Linked DNA regions of Mus musculus: region 2 is linked to region 1. A link is a loop called in an ENCODE intact Hi-C map of the cell type or tissue named here. Cell type or tissue: left cerebral cortex. All regions are shown on one strand. Links, peaks and the distances in the headings refer to the core of each region. The heading gives the core; the rest is flanking DNA.

Evidence for each region. Peaks named below come from ENCODE experiments on the same cell type or tissue, not always from the same donor. Only the 100,000 strongest peaks of a DNase experiment are listed, where the experiment ranks them.
Region 2: a loop joins it to region 1, with 2.6 times the contacts of the local background. A loop is called at or near these places in 6 of 42 quality-filtered maps.

The regions. Positions count from the first base shown.
Region 1 is chr16:91,165,386-91,177,847 of GRCm38, reverse strand. The region is part of intron 1 of Gm41492 (a long non-coding RNA gene); the gene reads left to right. It also overlaps Gm9881. Among named protein-coding and RNA genes, the nearest start is that of Gm41492, 29 kb to the left of the region's middle. In left cerebral cortex, for the core only: no CTCF peak of the experiment used is centred there; no DNase peak of the experiment used is centred there.
Region 2 is chr16:91,219,050-91,231,511 of GRCm38, reverse strand. Olig2 (oligodendrocyte transcription factor 2) reads right to left here and starts at 5,962. Exons shown (of 2, transcript NM_016967.2): 1 at 5,859-5,962; 2 at 2,835-5,167. The coding sequence starts at 5,112. The coding sequence ends at 4,141. It overlaps Gm52261 (a long non-coding RNA gene), which reads left to right. Exons shown (of 2, transcript XR_003951962.1): 2 at 1-2,933. In left cerebral cortex, for the core only: a CTCF peak has its summit at 6,614 (motif pointing left); DNase peaks (open chromatin) are centred at 4,811, 6,119 and 6,548; H3K4me3 peaks cover 2,219 bases; H3K27ac peaks cover 1,375 bases.

The DNA.
Region 1 (12,462 bases), core at 3,385-7,384:
CCTGGGCACGGCGAATACAGCCATGAATGAACAGGCAAACCCTTGCATGCACTGGCCTTATACAAGACCAGAGCAGGTGGAGACGAACAGTATTGTGTCCTTCCACATTTCTTCCTTGCTGTTGGTGTGCCAGGCTGTCAAAGCACAGGGTAGGTGAAAAGCAGTGTTAAGATCGGGGTCCCAGCCCATGTTTCCTTGATGAAGGAGATGGTCCTTGCTTGTCCAAACGGCTTTATTCATGGCAGATGAGAATGCATGCCACTTACTCAGGGTGAACCAGAGATTGCAGGAAGGGATGGCCAGAAAGGGAAGCTCATTGGCCAAACACTCAGGGCCTATCTAGATACCTCCTTAGCATGGAGAACTCTGTGCTCTATGGTATGTGACCGGTTGTCATGGTCCGCTTAGTGGGCTGTTGTGGGCACGTGCTCCAGGACCGGGACTGGTTGTGAGCTAGTTTGGACGCCGGCCATTCTCAATTAGGAGATTACCTTGAGTTCTGAGCTACCTTCCCGGGTCTTCTGTCTGGTGGCACGGTCCCCTGTCTCACGGTAGGGGACAGACTACTCTCAAGCTTTTGAATTCCACTAAGGCCTGCGCTCACCTTAAAGGATGGAGTTCTTCAGTTGGCTTCCAGAAAAAGTCTCCAGACTGTTCACTAGTGATTCTTTCAGTTTGAAATCAACCCTGCACTTGGGCAGAAGCGGCTGGGTCTTCTGTCAACAATGTAATGGACCAACATAACCCCCCTGACCAAAGCAACACGTGCCCTGCGAAGAGGCATGCTAGCTTACAAGCAAGCTCTCTCTCCTCTCTCACAGATTCTCCTATAATTGTTGGGGGATGGGATTTTGAGCTTGTAGCTCCTGTCCTCCACACTCTAAAAAGCCCGGTGTCATAGTATTGGCTTCTGTGTATGGCAGGCAGAGAAGCCCTGGTCTGTAACATGTTGGTAGTTATAGCCCCCTTACCTGATTACCCTAACAACAAAGTCAGTACCTAGCTCTTATGATTTGGACTGTAAGTGTCCCCTGTGTTCAAGGCTTGATCCAAGAGCAACAGTGTTCAGAGGGCAGTCTTTAGGGGTGATTAGATCAAGAGTGTTTGGGCCTCTTGAGTGGACCAGTCCATTGATAGAGTCACAGCCCAGTGGATTTCCGGGGAGGGGCTTCGGAGCTTATTTTTTTACAGACAGTATTTTCCAACAATATATTATATATTGTTAAAATATAATATATATTGTATATTAGATTATAAATGTAGAATGTATGTTAAATATATATAATATATATGTTAAGAGGAAAAACTACATAAAGTGTTGTAAATGGGGAGAAACTTGTGGCTGAAGATAGAAAAGTGGGTGTAGATAAAAATCTCTGTCAGGGACCTACCTAATGGTGTGTTGGGGAGAGGGTAGCCTGGAACAGGCAGGGACCTATTTAATGGTGTGTGGAGAGGGTAGCCTGGGGCAGGCTGTTTTCCAAAAGCCTGAAAGGCAGGATCGGCTTTATTCTGTTGGAGCTCATACTCCAAGAGGATGCTCCCAGTCTGAAGACAGCTGTGGTCCAGGTGAATCTTACCTTTCACCCCTTATCCTGCTGTGTAGATGTAGCTCCAGGAGCAGGGCTGTGAGCTGTTCCCTCCTCTGGGTTAATGGCCCATGGCGGTGTGCTGGAAATGGCAGAGTGTAATATAAAGAGGCTGAGTTGTTTGTTTAAACAGTCAAGTGACAAATTATTTAATTAGTGCATATGCCGTTTATGGCGGCAGCTGTGATCATTGGTGCTAATTGCAATGCAGCCTTAATTTATTGTAGGTCTATTGCAGGGGCCATGCTAATGCGGTCATTATAAATGGCCATTACAGCCCTGCCCTGTGCTTGAAAACAGCAATTTCCCCTCGTGGGGAACACTCCTCTTCCCGGCCAGCGTAAGCTGTAAGCAGCTACGTGTGCCTTCCAGGAATGGGCACGGTATAGGAAACGTGTTCTTTTAGATCTTCCCCTAATCACTTGGGCCAGTTTGCTGCAGAAACCACTGATCCTACACTTGAGTGTGACCACACCATGAAGGATAGTGGACAGCGGCTTCCTGAACTATCTGACCATGAGATCTGGGCTCCTCAGATGCCTGCTATTTGCAGAGACACTTTCAATCTCCAGTACTGTAAAGGAGACGCATTGTGGAGGCCCACACCTGGGGAACTCCGGACCATGCACATATATGCTTATTTATGGAAATATGTCCCTGTGGCCAGAAGGGCTTCTGCAAAGTGAACGCAAGCATGGGTGATGCAAAGTAGCCCCGAGAAGGCTGCGGAGATGGCTCAATCCGTAAAACATTTGCTGTGTGATCATGGAAACCCAAATCTGGGTCCTGAGCACCTAAGACTGGGCGTGGTATGAGCCAGCCTCCTAGCTTGGGGGCGCTGAAGCAGTGAGACCTGGGTTCAGTGAGAGACCCTATCTGGAAAAGTGAGGTTATGCCATATATTTAACCCTGCCCCTAATATGTACACACATAGGCCTGGTGCAGGTTCGAGAGGCTGCCACCCAGTTGGCTCCAGTGCAGGTCCACGAGGCTGCCATGCAGTAGACTCCCATGGAGGTCTCTGATGCTACCCAGTTGGCTCAATTGAAGGCTGGGGAAGCCTTTGCCCAGCACCCTTCAGGGGAGCCCTATTAGGTTGTCACCCACTGAAATCTTTGAGGCTGCCACCCGGAGGCATTCTGTAGATGTCTCGAAGGCCTTGCCCCAGAATTGTCCTGAGGCTTTCGAGTGGGAGACCCAGAGTTCTTTGAATGGCAGCTATGTTGTAATTCAGCCTCCGAGGGCTGCCTGGGAACCATTTATCATGTTATAAATGCATCTCTGGTGTGAGCAGGTGCACACCTGAAAGTGCAGAACAGTAGGAGTAAAGCCTACTCAGTAAGGCTTTAAACCTCAGCCTGCCTAAGACCCCCTTCATCTTTCTTTCTGGTTGTTTTGGCCCCTAGGAATTGGGAAGGACTGAACAGAGCTGTTTTTGTTTCCCCCTGTGTTAAATATTTGCAAACACAATTTAAAGTATTCTAATAAAAAAACTGCATCTCCCCCCCCCCCCAAAAAAAAAGCAATAGTGCTGACCAGGGAGTTCAGTCTGGCTTAAAAGCATAAATAAAGCCATGTAGAGCCCACTGGCAGGGACAGCACTGGATTGTCTGGGCTCGCTAGCAACGTCTCCTTGCACGGACTGGAAATCAGGCTGTTTACTGTAGCATAGCTGGGTGTGGGAAGCACATGTTTACTGGCAAGGCCCAGAGGCCCCTTTCTCTGATTCCTTCCATTTCCCTACCATCTTCAGAATGGCCTGAGACAGATTGGGGAGGTTGTCTGTCCCTCTCCAGCTGGTGAGGAGGGGGCGCTTGAACCCTGGAAACAGGGTTGATAAAATACAGGGCAAATCTGGATTCCAAGTTCATCGTTTTAATGTTTTGTTGTTTTTATGAGACAGATCTGGCCCGGCATCCCGAGTGTTTATTTGTTAAATTGAGCAGTCTGGGTGAGGACAAACCTAGCTCTTTCTGGAATCTGTGGCTGCTAACCACTACTGACTGCCTCCATCCACAAACCACATGGCCAACCCCTATATCTGGACACTTACCCTCTGGAGCCACCTGGCAGCTGAGTGCCAGTCCTGCACATGTTGCCTGGGAGTCCTCTGGCCACCCTCCCCTTTTGTCTCCATCCCTGCCAGGAAATGCCTGCTGGTGAGAGCCGGGGCCCCTTCCCCTCTGCCAGGTCCCCCACCTTCCTTCCTCAGCCACTACCTCAGATAAAAGACTTTATTAAATCAGGCAAACATCAGCCCCACAGCTCAGCTGTAAGTTAACCAGGCAACGGGGAGAGTGGATAAAAGTCCCCTGTGGTAGCATGGAGCATAAAAGGAGGCCCAGGCAGTTGGGGCGGGGGAGGACACCACAGAGGGGACAGTAGCCAGGTCCTGGCCCTAATTTTCAGGTGGCCACTGGTCAGAACTGTCAGCTGTGTCTGTCCCCAAAGCAGCAAATTGAAAACTGCAAATGTAACTGCATTCTTTTTTATTTCCTTGCCCCGCCTCCACCTCCCCCACTTTTCTCTTTCTTTCTTTTTTTTTTCTTTTACTTTTTTTTTTTTTTTTTTTTTGTCAATGCAGAATACAGGGCCACTGCCAAAAACATATCCCACACAATCAAACATCAGATGGTGACTCCTTTCCCACAGCTTGCGTGATTGAAAACACTGAAATTATACCCATGTTTTCCCCGGCGAATCCCCTGGTGTCCTTGCGGAGGCCGGGCCGGCGCTGGCTCTTGTTCGTCTGCTTTTTGTTCCTGGGTTCGCCGTGTTTTTAGTGCTGGAGACCATTCAGCCAGCATTCAGCATTGTATGTCACTTCACGTATGGTTCATCCGTTCCCAATGTGTGCATGTACCCAGAAAATGCAGCTTTTCATTATGTATTCTCCATGTAACAGAAAAGATTAAGATATAAGCCTGGTGAATGCGGGGGGAATTAGTTGGACGGATGAATAAAGGAGAAAATGAATCTAGAATGATGTGGATTTGGTCTAATGATTGTGGGAGGGCGTTAAGAACTTGCTGGTAGGTTTCAGCGCCTTTAATCCTGGGCTGTGTGTGTATTTTGGCAGGAGAAACGCTCCATCTCTAAGGGTATCGTCAGAGACACAGGCTTGCATGCGCTTGCACTAGAGTGTGTGCACACTCATATCCATGTACACACACTTTTATAGAAACACCTCTAAACAGGCAGGCGAAAGACTTTCTTAAACCAAGTCTCCAAGTCTAAAGGTCCCCAAGCTATCTGTAGAGGTTTTTTGTTGTTGTTGTCGTTGTTTGTTTGTTTTTGTTTTTAAATCCCATATTTCAATGTCCAGTTTTTAAAATACAGCCAGGAAAACGTCTAGTCTGTGGTGTTTTCCCTTTGTGTTCCATCGTAATTCATTCATCTGGGCTTAGGTACAGGATCCAGGCTGAGAAAGGTCTCAGCTAAGACTCCATCACTGAACGCCTGTCAAAGCTAAAATGCTCTTAGCTGCTTGTTACATTGGCACCCAAACTGGGGACTCCCAACAAGCCACGATCATTTATCCTTCATACGCCCAGCGCCACTTGAGACTCACACTGTGGTTAATTAAAACTGCCGCTAACGGACAGAGCAAAGTCTTCAGTCGTCAGCTGTGAAAGACGTTGCATGTTTAATTGTTTAATAGCATTTACTTAAAGGTTGAATAGGAAGTCCACACAGAGAGAAATCAGATTTAGGCTTGCTTCCTCCATTGCTTTCCAGAGAAACTTTTTTTTTCAGACAATTTTGATTGAAAATTAAGATTTGCATCACAATGGAGATATTTAGGCTTCAGAGACCTCTTGGTCAGACCCTAGCTTTCCAGTTCATCTTAAAGGCTCCGGAGGATCTTTTCAGCTTCAGGCCAGAGGAGGCTCTGTCCCTTGCTCGCTCATTGTGGTAACTTCACAAGGCAGGCTCCTTCTGGCAAAGCCTGTGTGACCATCTCATATTGGGAGGGGCCGAGCCATACTGCTGTTACCCAGCCAAGTGCCTACGCCAGTTGTCACTTGATTCACAGATACTTTGATGGGCAGATAGGCACATGTTAGACTATCCAATTAATTCACATCAAAAACAAGCCTTTCAGAGATTAACAGAGTCAGACAAAAGCTAAATCCTTGCATTGTTGTATATTCGGTGTATTTTGGCGTCCCGGGCATATGTGAGGTCTACAACGTGAACAGTTTTCTTTCCTGGAGGAAAAAAGAAGCATTTGAAGACGCCACGTCCTATCAGTGAGCAGTTGCGTTGATTTTCCCCGTCTTGGTTGAAATGACTCGGCTTTTGCTTCTAACCCATAATATGAAGACTGCTTGAAAGATTTAGCCGCTTGTTTTATATGATTCCATAGCTTAGTCTCATTTATTAGTGTGTGTGTGTGTGTGTGTGTGTGTGTGTGAGTGTGTGTGTGTGTGTGAGTGTGTGTGTGTGTGTGAGTGTGTGTGTGAGTGAGAGTGTGTGTGTGTATGTGTGTGTGGTGTGTGTGTGAGTGTGTGTGTGTGTGAGAGTGTGTGTGTGAGTGTGTGTGTGTGTGAGTGTGTGTATGTGTGTGTGAGTGAGTGTGTGAGTGTGTGTGTGTATGTGTGTGTGAGTGTGTGTGAGTGTGTGAGTGTGTGTGTGAGTGTGTGTGTGAGAGTGTGTGTGTGTGTGTGTGTGTGTGTGTGTGTGTAGGTAGGTCAGAGGGCAGCTTCTGAAGTCAGCTCCGTCCTCCATTGTGGGGTATGTTACCTGGCTTATAAGGTAGTGTGTGTTTAACAGATTTAAAAGTGCCATCTTGCCAGCCCTCTTTTTCTGATTTTAAAACTTTTTTTTTGTTTTTTTTGGTTTTTTTTTTTTTTTGTGGAAACCTCTGCTTTCTTGTTTGCTTTACTTTTCGACACTGAGGAGTGACCCCAGAGTCTTCTTGCAATGCCACACACAGGTTCTACCTTCAGCTTCCCGAGGTTTATTTTCTGTGACTGGAAATGTAAGATCTTTCTGACCCCGCCCCCACACACCTCATTTCTGCTAACTTTTCTCCCACACGTCCTAACAATCCTACTGACTAGGTTGAAGCTGTGAAAACTCAGTCTCTATGACTTGTGCTTGCTACACGCCCCGCCCCCTTAGGTTCCAAATTCTGTTTCCCTCAGCCTATCCCAAGACTGGGTCTTGGGATAGCGAATCAGAGTGTTGCCTGTTTCGCACATCCATTTTTTGTCCACGTTGATTATTTTATTTTATTTTATTTTTTGAGACAGGGTTTCTCTGTATAGCCCTGGCTGTCCTGGAACTCACTCTGTAGACCAGGCTGATATCTTCTGATAAAGAGGCTGATCGATGGGGGTCCTGTCCTCATACCTACCGTAAAAATGTAATGAACTAGGAGGCTTTCTTGGCTGTTGTGTCCACCCTGGGTAACAGATTATGATGTCCAGCCACCGCCTGGTTGTTACTAGTCATTTTATGAGTTGGTCTAATCCACTCCGGCTCACTCATTTGCTACCCAAGTCCCTCGTATCTTTTTTTTCCCTCTTGGGTCCCCTGTATGTGGCCTGTGGAGGCATAAAACCTTTCCTCCAGTCTAAAATCTGCTCTAATTTTCCTCAGCATTTTACTTTAAAAGATATTTATATTATGAGAGTGTTTTGCCTGCATGTATGTATATGTTTGTACCCTGTGAATACCTGTAGCTACAGAGATCAGAAGAGGCCATTGGGTCCCCTGGAACTATATATAGATGGTTGTGAGCCGCCCCGTGGGTGCTGGGTCCCACTCAAGAGCAACAAGTGCTCTAACCATTTTGCCATCTCTCTGTCCTTACTCTACCCATTTAATCCCCCCTCCTTCCCTCCACCCTTCACTCCCTCCCTCCCTCCTTCCCCCTCTTCAGCTAGAAACTTCAATTATATTTTAGAATCCCCACAAACAGGTTGCTATTGCGTTAAACAACGCACGGGCACGCACAAGGTGGTGTTGACAGAAAACTTAGATCATAATTTGCCTGACAGGACAAAGCAGACATGCCCCCTGCTTTGTCCTTGTGTGTATTTGCGGGGATGACAAGTGTTGTGGCTTCCAAAGTGTCTTTCTGTGCTAAACACAGGGCTGGACCGTGGAAAATCAAAAAACAAACTGGCCATTTGGGAGGGCGGTCAGTCTCGGCGCAGCGGGGAGGAATGGGCGGTCAGTCTCGGCGCAGTGGGGAGGAATGTGCCCTGAGCCTGTTATCTCGTGCTTACTTCCGCCTCTCCACGGCTTCCAAGGTAACGGATGGAGAGGGTCACCCACCTCCAGTCTCTCAGCGGTACTGAAGCCGCAGAAGCTTTCTCTCTGGGAAGCAGAAAGGAAACCTGTTGGCTTTTGGAGCCTCCCATAGAGATGAAAGGGGAATTAAATGGTATCACCCCTGTGCCATCGCCAAAGCAAAACCGGGTCGCTTTATCCGGGCTCTTCGGAGCTCTTTAAGGCTTGAAGGTCTGGATTGAAATCCATATAATACATTCATTCACTAAGTCAAGATTAATAGCATGGGCCGTGTGTCCTGGGGGAGAGCTTCCAGAAGGCACTGGGAAATAAACCCGGTCTGCCTTTGAAATACTTCCCATAAGGCACAGGTCAGGGGAAAAAAATCGATTTTATTTTATTTTATTTTATTCCCTAATAACAATTCCTTTGTCATCTCATTTAAATTCATGTGTTTTTTCCCCTCCTGTATAGACACATTTTGCCAGGTCTCTTCCATCTCAAATATTGCTGAGTCAAATACCACTTAGAATGGACTGCTAGTGGGTGGTATCCGCCTTCATTTCCCCCCTTCTGTCACCCCGTCCTAAGGGTCACTCTTATCTTTGTTACCTCTCCATGGTTTCCCCACAATACCAGCAATAGCTGTATTTAGCAACCAGAAGTGATATAAGCTTATTTTGAAAACACGTTTTCAAATCAAATCAGAAAGAATACACTTTGACTCATAGTAGATTTGATATTAAATTATCTCAGTCTGAACCATTGATTTTGTTTGCTTTCTGCTTTGCCCTGGAACCAGACTATGATAAAAAACAAACAAACAAACAAACAAACAAATAACAGAAGCTGACAATGATTGCTAAAGAAAATGATTCTCTGCCAGTAGTACAAAGAAGAAGAAATTTGCCCCAGAATATAAAATTTGATAACCTCCTTCCCTGACAAAACTGTGTCCCCAAAGGGCTCTTTCCATGAGCAAAAACTTGCCAAGGTTCAGAAAGTTCTCTGCCTTTCACTTCCTTTGTATCTACACATGTTTAATGTTACGCTTTGTATCTATACATGGGCCATGTTTAATGTTACGTTTTGCTCTTTGGAAAGATTTATGTTCAAAAGGCCCCACACAGAAGTCAGTGCCTTTGGGCTCATTCTAAACCAGTCAGTGCTACATAGTTTTTGCTCTGGATTACAGGTTAACCAGTAAGTCTCAGATGGGGCAGCAGTGTAATCCTCCAAGAGCCCCTCCCCCCCCCCCCCCCCCCACACACACACACAGCAAATTTTCTCTCTACCCTTGTACTTTCTAGCCAGCTTGGGTGAATAGCATATTGATGTAGCCTGCTTCTTAGCTTGCAAGCAAGTCGTTCTCTTTCAGAAGCCATGGGTACCGGGGAGGCAGGTTCTGCATCTCAGGGCAAAGGACAGAAGAGGTGAGCACCTGGGTCGAGCGCAGCCTGGTGCGAGTCCTTCTTACTATGAGTGGGTTTTAGTGTTGCTGTGTGCTGTTCTACTGGTGCCTGATTAATCCTGCTGGTCGCTAGGGGTAAACCCGGGTTTTATCTGATCTAGGAACAAAACTTTCCCCCTCTTGGACAGAAGGTGGTCTGGGCAGGTCAGGGTATGGGTCACTGGGAGGGCGGCCTGAGGAAGCCTGCGTTTTTCACAGCAACCACTTATTACAATTAGTTTAAAAAGAGTGAGAGAGAGAGAGAGAGAGAGAGAGAGAAAAGCCAACATGGGTTGAATTGACACTTTTCTGAGTCTGGACAGTGCAATTGTTCTGGAAAACAATGCTCACATCTTTGTTTGAAAGTGGAAAAAGAAAAAGAAAAAAAATTTTAAAGAAAATAAGAGTAGTAAGAGAACAATGTATTTCAAGCAGCAAATCTGTGCCCGAGTGTGGAGGGAGCCCTTTGAGGGTTTCATTGGCTTCGGTGTCTGGAACTCCAGCTCCCCCTCTGCACTGAATCCAAATGCTTTGCTCGAAAACACAGGAATGGAAGCAATATCCCAGCCAGCTCCCCACGGGTTGACAAACTACTCCCAGAATCTAAACTGAAGAAGAATTTGGTGACACAGGTACAGTCCCAGAGGTGATGCCATTGAAGTAAGAAACCATCTGGATAACCCAGGGTATGAGAAGACTTGCACTAATGTATCTAGAGTCCCTGTTAGGTGGACTTAAGAGGTATAAGGTGCTATGTGGCCACACAGTCTCAGAAAACTCACAGTGGGTGTTAAATGTCATCACAAGAATGAGAACTAAAGCCGGGTGGTAGTGGCGCATGCCTTTAATCCCAGCACTTGAGAGGCAGAGGCAGGCAGATTTCTGAGTTCGAGGCCAGCCTGGTCTACTGGTCTACAGAGTGAGTTCCAGGTCAGCCAGGACTGCACAGAGAAACCCTGTCTCGAAAACAAAACAAAACAAAACAAGAATGAGACCTAAAGAACCACAGTGCATTTGTAAATTGTCTTGTCTTACCCATCCCACCCTATACATTTTCTTCCAATTCATATGGTATGTGCCAAGCATTCAGTTTTATCTGGCAATAAATAAATAAAAATGTAATAGGAGAGAAAAATAACTTGGAAGCATATTGAGTCCTGAGACCGCCCTTGAGCCCAGAAATCAGGTACCCCTAGCCCAGTTCTGCTTTGCTTTGTCTTCTGTAGGGACACCCACTTTCAGGCCACCACAGAGCCACTCGGAATAATGCTATCGTGTCCTCAGACCAGCTTCCTGCTAAGCATGCCCTTGAGGCTGAGTTCTAGACAGGAGACCATGGAAGGGAGCAAGTGTCCTTAAATGAGGGAACAGTCCTTTTCTCTGTGCTCCTTGCTCCCTGTAGAATGGAAGGCAGTACACCTGGCACTCCCTGCAGCTTCTTCCCACAGCCTGGGAGTCTTTGTAAGGATGTCATTGTCAGCATCCAGTAGAGGCAGCAGAGAGCACATGAGCATCACCCTGTGAAGTCTCCTGATAGCAGGGAGTAGGGACAAGGAGCAGAGACTGGCACAGTGCAAGCCCACATGCAAAAGAATAGGAATGGGCACAACACTACACACACACACACACACACACACACACACACACACACACACACAATCAATTCAAAATGTTCCAGAAATCTAAAGGGAAGGGCTGTGCTGGAGAGATGGGTCAGCGGTTAAGAGCACTGGCTGCTCTTCCAGAGGTCCTGAGTTCAATCCCAGCAGCCACAAGGTGGCTCACAACCATCTGTAATGGGATCCGATGCCCTCTTCTGGTGGTGTCTGAAGACAGTGACAGTGTGCCCACATACATAAAAAAAAATCTTAAAAGGAGAGAGAGAGAGAGAGAGAGAGAGAGGGAGAGGGAGAGGGAGAGGGAGAGAGAGAGAGAGAGAGAGAGAGAGAGAGAGAGAGAGAGAGAGAGAGAGAAGAGGAGGGATAACTCTTTGTGGCCTTGGCTGAGGCAATGCTCTCTTAGCCAGAACTCTAGAAGCAAAACTAACTAAAAAAAGGCAACTGTGTGTTGGTAGAAGGGAATGTCTTCGTGCTGTGAATAACGGCCACAAGAAAATGAAAATGCAGGCCCCAGAAAGGGAAAAAGTCATATGTCTGGGAAGAGAGGACTACCTAGTCTATTTATATCTTGCTTGCAAAATGGCCAGCCACTTAAAAACACATGAAGAACTGTACCATACTGTGTCTGTACATATAAAAGACATGTTCTGAGATCTTCTCTACTAGATACATGATAAGTTAGCCCGTTGTTAACCACCTGAGAGCAGCTCACACACACCAGGGTGGGTGAGAATCAGAGACAGTAATTACAAGTGCCAGTGAGGGTTTGGAGACATCGGAACCCTCCTGCCCTGCTGGTGGGAGCGAATAATGATGCAGCTGATTAGGAAAACAAGTTGGCAGATCCCCAAAAAGCTTAAAAATAGAGAAGCCATATGCCCCAGTAATTCCACCCCTTGGTTTATATCCAAGAGGAATGAAAACATATGTCTAAACAAAACTGCTATATAAATGTTTACAGCGCCATTATTCACAAACAGGAAATGGCAGACACAACTGATGTTAGAATTGTGGAAAAGACATTGGAGATGAGGAGAACTTGAGATCAGGGGTCAGGTATCTGCTGCTTTAAGAGCCATGCAACTCTCTTTGCAAACAACCTGGGCTTCCATTACTCGAGAACTTCACATCTGACCTTGAAGGAACCACTTAACACATACTGTTTTGAGACTAGAAGTTAAAGGATCCAGGCATCGAAGTATCTAGCTTTCATATTTTCTCAGCCCAGCCATTCTCGTTTGCTTTCTGTTGATGTGATAAACACCACCACGGAAGATACATCGGGAAGGAAAAAGTTTACCTAGTGTATAGCTTACAGCTCATCATCAAGGGAAGGAAGCCAAGGCAGGAACTCAAGCAGAGACCGTGGGAGAAAACAGGTTTGCATCCAGGCTCATGGTTAGCTACCTTTCTTACACACTCCCGGGGATGGTAGGAGCCACAGTGGACTGGGTCCTCCCACATCAGTTAGAAGTTAAGAAAATGAATCACGGACGTGGTCACAGGCTAATCTGACGAAGGTGATTCCTCAAATGCAGTTCCCTCTTCCTGAGTATGTCAA
Region 2 (12,462 bases), core at 4,394-8,393, 53 kb before region 1:
AGAGAGGGGTGATTAAGCAAAAGTCTGCAGGAGTAAAAGGAGTTTAATACAGCTGGAGGGTGTTGGGGCCTAAGATGAGTTTGAGGGCAGCATCGGCATGGAGGTACTTAATTAATAATGTTCAGAGTTCTAAGCTGATTTTGCCCTAAGAAGAAACAGGCATTTCTCTATCATGGAGTACATGAGATTATCATCTGGGGGAGGGGAGGGTTAAACAGCACCATAGGTGGGCCTCTTGGTACAGGTCTGGAGTTCCAACTACTCAGGAAACTGAAGAAGAAAGATTGAATGTCCAAGGACTGCCCGGCTTACAGATGAGTTCAAAGCTACCTTGGGCCACTTAGTAAAAACCTGTCTCAAAATAAGTTTAAAAAGTAAGTAAATGAATGAGACAGCAGTAGAGGCGACTGCTTATCATTCACAAGATTCGATCCCAGACACCCAAACCAAACTACAAAGGAGCATTTACCCCATGAAGGAAAAGGAGGAAGGTCTTGCCTGGTTGGCTGATGGAGCACCAGATTGGGGTGTCCCTGGCACACTAAAGTCCTGGGCCTCCCTGGGAGTGAACCCTCTGCGCCACCCCCCCAGTGTGTTCCTCTGTTGGCATAGCCACATGGTCTGCCAGTTTGCTTTACCCCCTGTTCACTGTCACTAGTATGTGGAACTCCTCGGTGACATCAGAGATATCTTGTGGCTCAGGCAAATCCTCCAACACTGAGCCTGGGAAATCGGACCTTTTTCTATGACTTTTCACGGGAGAGTGGAGACCCTGGGGACAGTTGTAGGGGAGTTGTGGCTCTGCTCCTCTCCTGGGTGAGGCCCACTGAGCTCTGTCTACTCCATCTCCAGTTGAGCTTAAGCCTTAGCCAAAGTCTCTCAGATCATGTGTCTGACGAGTCCTCTGGGGGAGGGGGTGGGGGAGGGGGAGGGGGAGGGGTGGAGCTTGCCTGAAAGCTGAAGGATCACTAAGGCCACAAAGAGGGGCATGGCTGGGTAGAGGCATGGGTTAAGGACCCACAAAAGTCAATGTGGTCTGTCCCCTCTCAAGGTAGATCAACCACTGATCTGAGACATCTACCCTGACCCTCAGCAGCCTAGAGCTACCCTGGGAGAGGAGCTATCAGTGGTGGTTGGAGGTCTGTCATGCTTCCTGGTGAGCACTTCCCCCCAAGGCCAGGGAAGCTGGGAGCCCAGGGCTTTGAACAGCTGAGGCTAATGTCTCAGGGGAGGGTCCAGAGCCTGGCTGGACTTAACTCCCTCGTTGGTGGGGCTAGGAGGTTCTTAGCATGGACCCCGCCAAGATACTTAGGAACAGAGATGGCAAAGCAGACTTGATTTCTTTCATCGGAACAATTGCCTTCTGTGCCTAAGGCCTGGGCAGAGGCTTGCAAAGCACCGCTGGGTGAACAAGCTTCAGACACTGTGCCATTCCCCATCACTGCCCTCCAGGTTCTTAGCTAAGTGCTGGGGATTTCCCACTTCCTAGCATCCCTTGGTGTGTGTCTGCATCGAGGCCTGGACTCTGTCTCAAACACCGGACTTTGATTTTCAGTGGGATTTTGGAACAAACAGAACCAGACCTGCCGAACCCTGCCTTTTCTTGAGCTTAGTCTTCTCTTTCCTTTCTCCATTCCACATCTGCCTCCTAGTCTTAAGGAGGAAACAAATGAAGGCCTTTGTGATAAGCAAAGTAGGACCCACAGCACGCTGGGCACACCAGAGCCTGAAGTTCTGGCTAGCAGACAGGCGTTACCCACTGGAGGAAGGAGCCGTTCTTGTCCCAGAGCTAGCCTATGGGTCCACAGAAGGTCTTCCTTCACTAGGGTCCAAGTAACGCGTTCCTGAACCAGCCCAGCTGGGAGGAAAGAAACAAAACAAAACAAAACAAAACAAACAACAAAAAGAACTCTCAGTTTCCAAGTCTAGGTACCGTCTGCCAGTGATCACCCAACATGTCATCTGTTAAAGGATCTGATGCCCAGCATCAGGCTGACACTTCAGAAATTGGTGACAGAGGGGCGACTGGAACTGAATCTGCTTCAAGTTTTATCCAGGAAACTGAAGCTTTAAAAATTTTCTCTTAGAATCTCTCTTGAGAGTAAAACCCTACCTTTGCACCACTGTTTAGGATTCTAAGACACTCAGTGACTGTGAAAAGACAGAAGTTGCCCCAGAAAAATCCACAGCCCCCCCCCCCCCGCAAGAGAGCCGCCTCTAAAACCAGGAAGGTTCCCAGAGCCATAGGTTCCCAGCGCCCACACTTTGCCGGTGGCGGACGGGCAGGCTGAGAAAGGATGGAAGAGACTGGTGAATCCTCATCAAACACCCCTGCAGAGCTTTGCACAAAATTCCCAGGCTTTGCCGGTACACCGGGACCCAAGAGTCGGCTCAGCTGAATCCAGTGGTGCTGTGAGGCCCAGTGAACGCTCCTGAGCTTAGAGAAAAGAAACTCTTGGCTGAAGAGGGCTTTGTTAAAGCTCCCAGAACCTCCGCAGAGGCTCGGTCCCTGGCCCTGAAGGTCCAAAGTTCGGCACTCCTGGAAAGAAAATTCATTCTTGAACTAGCTCTATTTTCACTAGAAGGGGAAAGGGAGTTTCCAATTAGGCGTGCAAAATAAAAAAGCACAAGAAAGCTGTGATACACATCCGGAGAGCGTGCTCTTTTAAAGAAAACATGTGTTGGGGGAGGGAGGGAGTAGTAAAAATCCCTTATCTTTCTCCATGGCTAAGCCAGCAAAACGAGCTACAAATCCGTCCCCAGAGGAATCGCTGTCCCTAGCGTCTCCTTGTCCCTCCCCCGTAACTCCCTCACACAAACTGAAAACACCTGCCTTGCTTTAAATTTTATTTAAAATCTCAACACTCCATCATTTGTTTCGTTTTATGCAACCAAACAAGTAATAAATATTATTTAGCACTTCTTTTTCTTTACAAAAATAAAACAGGTGATAGATACACTCTGCAGGGGCAGCGCGGAAGAGGTGGAAGGTTAGGAGGCAGGCGCAGTAAAGCCCACGTTGTAATGCAGGTCGCGCCAGGGAGCGCGCATGAAGGGGTTTGCCCCTCGTGTTAACGGTGGCAAAAGGTGTGTGTGTGGGAGGGCAACGACACAGAAAGAAAACAGCGGGCTTAGACGGAGGGGGGAGTCACGTGAACAAAGAGCTTCGCATCGCGCATTTCGTTGATATTATATTTACACACACAAGAAATTATTAAAAACCCAACAGAATACCCCCTCCCAAAAAGCTCAAACTATATTCACAGCAACTTTTTGATGTTGTTCTTTTGTCAAGCCCCCAGGTACCAAAAAACAGCGTCCCCAGTCGGGTAAGAAACCAATTGATGTGTGCTTAGAATGTGTGTTGCGTGAGTGTGTGTGTGCGTGTGTGTGGGGGGAGATCTATTTAAAAATAAGACCCAAAAAGGATTCCGTTCCATATCGGGACTTTTGGGATTATTCCATTCCACAAGTGCTATTTTAAGCGTCTGTAAAGCTTGCTCCTGTGCTCTGAAAAGGAACATTCACAGATTTGTTAGGAAACCACAAATCAACAGGAGAGACAACAGGAGGGAAGGCCACACTTCTGAGACCACAGGACCCTAAGTGCTTCTGATACCCACGCCAGCGTCTACTAACTTAGTGCCTGGCCCTGGGCCAGGGATGAACCTGCAGGGTGAGGCCCAGAGGTCGCTTCTGCAGTGCGGTTCCTGGGAGTCTCCTACCCCGCCTGAAGTGGGGGAAAGAAGTCAAGTGCAGTGCTCTGCGTCTCGTCTAAGCCCAGACAGGGAGTCAATCTTTGTACACCGGAAAGTTAGTTTTTAGACTTCCTGGGGGTGCAGGCAGGAAGTTCCAGGGATGAAAGTACCCGCGCGTTGTGGCCGTTTTGTACAATGGCGCCTCCCAGACCCTTGGAGTGTTCAGCCAAAGAGTCAACCAGGTTCTGGAACGAACGCATCTCTCCATCGCTTCAAATGCTCCCATTGCTTCGGTTCCCATATATTCGACTCCCCATAATCCCCTAGGCCCAGCCCGTGGTCCAGCTCCCCTTCTTGCAACAGAGCCCCGGAGCCCCAGCGCTGGCCTGTCCGCGCTGCTCCGCAGCCCTTGGCTCTCCAGGACGCACCCCCGCTGGCCGGCTCACTTGGCGTCGGAGGTGAGGCGCGGCAAGGTGCCGGCGCCCATAGCCGACACGTGGTGGTGCGGCGGCGGCACCTGGCACATGCTGCAGGGGCACGGCATGCCGCCCCAGTGCTGGAAGCCACCGCTGCCACCGCTGCCTCCACCCCCGCCTCCGAGAGGGGCGGCTGCGGCTGCCGACGGTGACTTGAGCAGGCCGTGCGGAGGCCGGATGGATCCGACCGAGGACAGCCCGGAGCCCGGTAGAGAGGCGCTGGACACCGCTGCGGCGGCGGCGGCTGCGGCGGCGGCGGCGGCTGCGGGAGGGAGGATGGGGTGGTGCACGGCCGGGTGGTGCGCGGCGTGCGCGGCGGCCGCGGGGTGCGCCGTGGCGGTGGGTAGAGGCGCCGAGTGTGCCAGCCCGCCACAGGCCGATGGGTGGAAGCCGGCGTGGTGACCCCCGTAGATCTCGCTCACCAGTCGCTTCATCTCCTCCAGCGAGTTGGTGAGCATGAGGATGTAGTTTCGCGCCAGCAGCAGCGTGGCGATCTTGGAGAGCTTGCGCACCGACGGCCCGTGCGCGTAAGGCATGACCTCCCGCAGGCCGTCCATGGCGATGTTGAGGTCGTGCATGCGCTTGCGTTCGCGGCTGTTGATCTTCAGGCGCAGCTGCTGCAGCTCGGGCTCAGTCATCTGCTTCTTGTCTTTCTTGGTGGAAGACGTGGCCGCCGAGGACGTGGACGAGGAGGTGCTGGAGGAAGATGACTTGAAGCCACCGCCGCCCAGTTTGTCCCCGGGATGCGCGCCTGACGCGCCCATGGCCCCTCGTAGCTCGGAGCTCAGCTCTGGCGGGCAGTCGCTCGGCGTGGACGAGGACACAGTCCCTCCTGTGAAGCCGCTGCTGCTTCCCCCCTTGCTCCGGGCGGGCAGAAAAAGATCATCGGGTTCTGGGGACGATGGGCGACTAGACACCAGGCTGGCGTCCGAGTCCATGGCCCCAGGGATGATCTAAGCTCTCGAATGATCCTTCTTTTTTCAACCTTCCGAACTTGAGGAGAGAACCAGACAGATACACAGACACAGACACACACATACACAGAGACAGACAGACAGACACACAGGGTGTGGAGAAAGAAGTGAGACAATCGCCGTCCCCGCCTGCACGGCAGCTCCAGGAACCCGCAAAGGTGGTTGGCATCTACGCCGCGGCAGTCTGGCCTTCTAGCAGCCCGGGGCATGCAAGTTATCCTAATCTCTCTCCTCCCCACTCATCCACCGGTTACTTTATTTCAGGGACTTCTGGGTGGCCCTCAATGAGGGACATTCTAGAGGTTTTATTTCTTCAGTCCGGCCTGGAATAAATGAGGACTTTTCTCTGGACCGGAGATCTGAATAGAGAAGTATTTTCTATCTGGTGCTCAGACGCATCTGCCTTTAACGCCATCTACACACGCAGCAAACGCCGGCAAGCGTGAACACACGCACTGGCAGCCCGCATTGGATTCACTTTCTAAGCGCTGGTTCTACGACCGCGCGGCTAGCTTGCGGACTCGCAACAGGAGTTATTGGAGCCTGGGATGCTGCGGTGAGTGTAGACACCCAGGCAGTCATTAGTACCTATTGGGGCGGGATCTCGGCCAGTAGGCCAGCACTGTAGGGTGCATCCTAAATCCTAGCCACTTTGGAGAAGTCGGTCTTCGGGGTTTAGGCTGGAGCAGTTAAGGGGCGGGGACACTTACTGTGAATTAGATTTGAGGTGCTCGCTGCGGAGGAGAACCTGGCTCTGGGCGCTGGTGTTGGCTCGGTCTGTAATAAGCATCCACACCTTTCGGGGTTCCGCTGGTTTTTATAGCTGGGTGGAGGCAGCAGCGACGGCGGTGGCGGTGGTCCGGGCGGGGGGCGGGAACAATGTGCTTTTCCTGGAGGGGCAGAGGCGCCAATGAGCTGGGCCGGCCCGAGGGGCTGCGAAGCTGATGTCACCCGGCTAATTCCGCTCAATGAAACCCGCCGGGCCCGGCACACGCCTCCTCTCAGCACACAGCCAATGGGCGCCCGCGGTAGAGAGATTCGCGAGGAGGGATGGGAGGAGGGACCTGGGCAGGGAGAGGAAAGGGCGAGCTGAAGAAGCGGGTGGGCTAGCGGGGCTGCTAAAGAAGTCTGGGGACCCTGGCAGAGAGGGAACGCCTGCAACTTTCAATATAAATATTGTCACTGTAGCGTCAGGCCAGGGTACGGAGTGAGACGGGGAATCTGCAAACTCGTCCGATGGCCAACCAGTTCTATGGCTGAGAATGAACACCGAGGTTGCTTGCCACACCTGGAGTTTTTGCTAGCCCTCCCGCCTCCTCCTGTTTCCCGCTGCCGACCTATCGAGTGATTTTCATCAAACTGTGACCATTTGTGGTTGCATAAGAAAACACTAGCGGCGCAGAAGGCCCCCACTCCCTTAGCTCCTTTCTACTTAGTGGCAGTTGCTGCAGCTTTGGGGACAGGCGGTAGCGCCCCCAGGTGGGGGCATGGCCTTGGAGAGCACGGGGCGGGCAAGGAAGCAGAGAAAGGTTCTTAGCACTCTGGGAAGAAATCGCAATTCATTATAAAGTTTAGATTGTGTAGAAGCTCCGGAGAGCTATTTTCAATACAGTCAAAGCGCCAACGCATCGATGGTTAACGACTTCCACCTCATTCATTTTCAGGGAAACCCAGCCACTGAACTTCCAACATCTTGGTGCCCAAGCCTTGGAGTAGAGGCAACATTATTTGCAAAGAATTATCGGAGGCTCTCCGCTGTGGATGGGAGTTGATACTTGAAACACACTCCTAGCTGCCTTGGGACGTCTTTTATAGGTAGCAGCCTCTCTCTCTCTCTCTCTCTCTCTCTCTCTCTCTCTCTCTCTCTCACACACACACACACACACACACACACACACACACACATACAAAGCTGAGAAACTGGATCTGGGTGAATTGCCTGGGGAAGTCTAGAGATAACTATACACTCACCCATTTTATGGAAGTGAAAACCTAGGAATTGATTTCAGCAAGCCTCCAGGAGAAAATACGGCCAGGCCCATACAGGTGACCCTGCCTACCGTGGATGGATGCGAGCAATTGGCAGTGCCCAAGCATGGGGGCAGTAGGTTGTATCCCCACCCCCAACTGTTTCTCACATCCGGACATTTCCAGCTCAAATGCGTTTTGTTTGTTTGTTGGGATATTTATTTTTTACAGATCTCGGGTGCTACCTCTCCTCCACCCCCCAAACATAAGCGCCAATTCCTTCTCACGGAGTTTTAACGGTCTTTTCTCGTTACTTCTCATTGCTTGGTATTTGAATTCGCATATGTAGTTTTAACAAGCAAGCAGACAAACAGTAATTGGTCTTCTTGTAGCAAAGTCAGAACAGGCATGAAAACTCAGGCGATTGCTCCTCATTTCGTGCTAAGTTCTCCCCCGCCCCCCCCCCTGGGGTCCACCCTCGAGTGTCAGTGGGCTGGCGCGTTTGCCCCTCATCTCGTGCCTTCTGAAGCATTGTTTTCCGACCCGCGTGTTTCCCAGCTGGCTCTGCAGCCATCCGTTAAATATGTATTTAAAACATGAAGAATTGAAGCGTGGTGATAATGTCGCCCAACGGTTATGAGGATGACCCATAACCGTTCAATTAGCAGAATCTGTCACACGGGGCTTGTGGTGGGGATTAGGAGCTTGGGCATGTGAGGACCACTCTTGGGCCTTCGTTGGCAAACCGCAGAGAGGGCGTACGTGGGGGTGAGCTCTGTGGGGCCACCAGCTGGGATGTGGATCTCCAAAGTCCCTAACAAACCTCAGGCGGTACAATATGCGGGAGATAGGTTGCAGCCACCCAGGCTAGTGTGACTGCCCGGAGCATCCGAGCGCCCAGGTTCCTTCTTTTGTTGCGTTCTACTGGTTTGTCTCTTCTGCGTCCGGAAGTCTGCGGGAGAACTGCCTGACATTCTGTACACTTGGTCCAGTAGCTGGAGTTGGAGACCCGGACGAAAGTTGGGGAAACCTTTCTACAGCGGCGAGCCTGGAAAAGGAGCCGGAAGGCAAGAGCGCAGCGCTAGCTGGCTCTGCGTCCCCCACCCCCACCCCCAGCCTTTCCACTTCCCCTAGCCCTGTGGCTAGCGTAGCAGCCTGGTTAGCTAACTAGCTTGTCCCAGCAGTTCCAGGCATCTGGTGGTCCTCACTCTCTAAGTCGGAAGCTTTGACGGGCAGCTCCCAACTGTCTCCTTCTCCTCTCAGCTGCCTTCTCTTCGTCTGAGAGCTGCTTGCCGCCTGAGGGCCATCTGTGTCCCTTGGTCTCTGGCTCTGAGGCAAGTCAGAGGCTGGACACAATTCCGTGCGTCTCCTTTACTCCTCCCACCCCATCGGAAACTAGTCGGGGTTAGCCCCCGCTTGTCCTTCTTGGTCCGAGAGATACTTTTCGCCGGTGTCAGGATCTAGCTCCTGCCTGTGTGTCCTGGGTGGGCCCTAGAGACGCGTTTCCAACCAACACACGCAGCTGGACCAATATGCCTTCCCTGGGAATGGAGAGTTCACTTGCCTAGGCTAATCGGCAGGCCGGGCTCCGGGAGTTCCTGGCTTGCCTAGGCGTCCTGAGCTGTTGGCCTCCTCCTTCAAAACGGAAGACGTGTTTTTCCCTCTCCTTTGTGTTGCCTTTGCACAAAAGGCCGGGTGCGTGTAAGGGCCGGCCTTTGCTCCGCAGCCTGGCGGCCCAGGAGGAGCCAGTGCCAAACCGGCTGGGGCGACTCTCGCGGGGCTCCAGGGCGCAGACCTCCCACCGATTCCCTGGTTCCCTATTTGGTCCTGGCTCTCCCCCTTCCTTTCCCTTCCTTCCTTCCTTCCTTCCTTCCTTCCTTCCTACTAGCATTCAGGCAGCGATTCTGCCTGGCTGCCAAGAAGAGCGGTGTCCTTGCGCAGAATCCTCCCGGGGTGGCGGTGGCAGGCAAGGCTTCTGGCACCGGAGAGTGGGGGTGAGGACTGGAGGTCCGGAAGCCAGAAGGACTGTAGAATGGCAGCTTTGGAGCTCAACCGTGTGCGGTAAGACACTCCAGGAGTCAGAACCCGGCGGAGCTTGGCAAAACTCAGCGTGAAGCCCCAGCCGGACCTCGCCAGGGTTTTGTACGTCTGCCTGCCTGGCTGGCAGGTGGCGTGCATGCGCGCGGTGAATGTTTCCAAAGGCCTTCTCAAGCAATTGTGCAAGGACTAGTAACAGTAAAACAGTGCATCTGTGGGCAAGGATCTATTGGTGTATTCAATAAACAGGTCATTTCTGTACTCCGAATTGTGGGGTGTGAGTGAGCCTTTAGAATGGCAGAGCTGGTGATTGCTTCAAGGTTATCTGAGCTGCGCCCCCCAACACCCCGCCCCCTCCCCCGCACGCGTTCAGCCGGTTTTGACTGGCTCTTTCAGTTACTCTCTAGCTGGCCCTAAAGAGAAGCATCGCTCCCATTTTACAAAGAGAAAACTAAGTCTTGGAGAGACGTGAGCTACTTTCCCAGGTCCCAGCCACCTGCTCTTAATGATCCTGGCCACTGAAATGCATCTCTGTCCTGATCCAAGTTCTTGGTGGGATGACATCCGGGTAGCACTGGACAAGGATGGAAATGAACTTCTGTTGGGCTCAGCACACAAACTGGTTGCCCAGTTCCCCTCTTTGGCGTTGGCATTGAAGGGTCATTGTTCCCATTTTACAGATACCACTGATTAGAAGTCAATGTTGGGGTTGGGTTCCAAGTCCTCCACAGCTTTGTTCTAAACTTCCATTCTCTTCCCTGCTTTTGCCAGGTGTCCAGGAGTTACTTGGCCTCTGCTTCTTTGACCAAAGTCAGGAATGGTTCACTGCTCCGGAGCTAATCTCCTGCCTCCTCAGAATTATTCCAGTGTGTGCGATGTGGAGGTTTAGGTGGGGGAGTCCAGGCTTCCAAGCACTTATGGGAAGCATCCCCCTCCTTTGACAAGTCCTGTGTGCCCTTTTAGTTGTAAAGTGGATTTAGCCAGTGCAGACTGGATTCTAGAGAAGCAACTAGTTTCTGGGAGCAGAGGAGACCCACCCAGGCTAACAAGAGGTGATAATTCCCTCTATTGGGTTTCGTGAATAAGAGGCACTTGTACTATTTCCAGCACCTCCCTGGTAGGGTAGACCCAGGAGCACCCCACATACTGAGGAAGTGGAGCCCATTACCACTGCTTGCCACTCTTCTCTGGCGAGGTGGGGGGTTGGGGGGTGTGGACAAAACCGCAGCAACTGTTGCACCCAGCTGCGGGCTGCAAGTTGCATTTCAGCCCGAGGGGCCCTGACCTCCCTTGCTTCTCCCCCTTTCCACGGACCCATTCTCAGGAGTAGAATGTTCAAGGCTCTTTTCTCACCTTTGTACACAGACTCCTCCTATCCCTTTGTGGTCACCCCACCCCCACCCCACCTTCCTCTGGGGCCCAGCCCTTCCCCCACCCTGAGCTTCAGGTCACCCAGCACTCCCACACTCTCGCCCCTTCTTCCTTTTCCGAGCTCCTTCCGCAGGCTGGAGCTCACTGAGCCCCGCATTCCCGGGATAGAGGTGAGTCAGTACCACTAAGTGGGGGTTAGTGGTGCGATGGCCACACTGAGTTTTATGCACGCGCCACATAGACAACAGCGTTAACTAGGTTTCCCCCATCTAGTTAACCTAGTTCCCAAGAGATTTAATGAGGTCTAAGGTTGCCCCTCGGATCACGGGGTGGGAGGTGGGGGGGGGGGCGCGAAGCTGGGAGTTGCAGCATCTCCCCTTAAGGCAAGTGAAGACCTCGTCAGACCTGAGCTCAACTACCAGGCTCTCCCAAGGCGAAGTGAGCCACCTGCTGTTTCCTCGGAGCCCTGGTCCGGGGAAGCAGAGATGGGTTCAGGCTGCTGCCCCTTGGCTTCAGGCCAAGCCGAACCACTGGGGGTCGCGGGGGGGGGGGCGAAGGGAGACAACGACAATGGACAGGAATGAGATGCAGCTGCGGTGGTGCAGGACAGGACGAGTGAGTGACTGAGGTAAAGTTCTTGAACGCCTGGCTCGGTGGGAACCCATAAACCTGTGTAAATTCGGAGCCCCGTGGAATTCTGGCCACCTGAGCCACGCAGCGCAGGAGCGAAGCTGCCGGAGTCCACCGCAATCATCGCTGCTCCTGGTCCGCGGTTAGCAGCAGCTTCACTTCCGAGGGGTGGCGGCAGCCGCCAGTCGCTGAGCAGCACTTGGAAGCCCAGAATCACGGAGACAGGTGCAGAGAGAAACTGAGGCTGGGCTCGTGTCGCTCTTCCGTTCTAATACCCCGCTCCCTCCCGCCTTTCAGTTCTGTTGATCCATTGCTCTCCAACACACTTACCTGCATTTTCATTTTGGCTTTGCCTCGCTTTAGCAACGTGCCCCTTCAGGATAGCTGTGAGCTTTAGGAGAGCTCTCCTAGGCAGCCCACGCCTCTCCAGGTGCGTGCGATCCTTGGACCAGGGTGTTTGCTGCCCACAGGCTCACTCAGAACCGAAGAAACAATCGACACTAAGAAGGAATCCAGCTGATTCTTGGGTACAGTGGAGTTTGAGGAACCCTATTCTGATTTTTCATGGTTTGTTCTGGGCTTTTCCGTGAGTCTTTCAGATCCAGGCACAGGCTATTCTGGGGCTGACAAGATTCTCACCCATTTCCAATCATCCAAAGCGTCCCAGAACCCACCCTTTGAGGGTCTGTTAAAGTGATGTTGGGTGGGGTGGGAAAGCCGATCCCAGGAGGTTTAAATGACGAGACGTGGCTAATGCAGAAGGAGTGCTTGCCTAAGAACGGAGATTCTTCTGGGTTGATGACCAAGGCACAACTTGTGGTCTATGGTCTTGATTGTTGGAAGATCGGGAGTTTTAAGCATTCCAGCCCCCCTCTTCCATTTCCAACAGCAAGAACGACCTCGCCTTCTAGGCAGAGACTTTCTGTGTGGGCAGCACCCGCAGGTCGCACTGTTAGTGGGCATGGGAAGGAAGGAAGCTATCGTGGGAACCAGGATTCTCATCTTTACACAGTACGAGTGGTCACACATGCTGAAAAGATACTTGGATTGCGTAAAGAACGTTTGGTTAAGAGATTTCTGAGGTCCAACCGACCCCTCCACCTCTCCCCTTGCCAGGCCTTCCACAGACACCAAAATTACAGTATTCTGAGAATTCCAGAAATGCTTTTTGTGCGTCTGAAGCATATTTTCAATCTTTCTCCTGTTTCTCAACTTTGGCGTGGCACGCTCTCTGCTGTGTCCTGTATATAAACCTGCTGCTCTTTTGATCTTACCCGGTTCGGTACATTCCATGAGTACACAGACAGA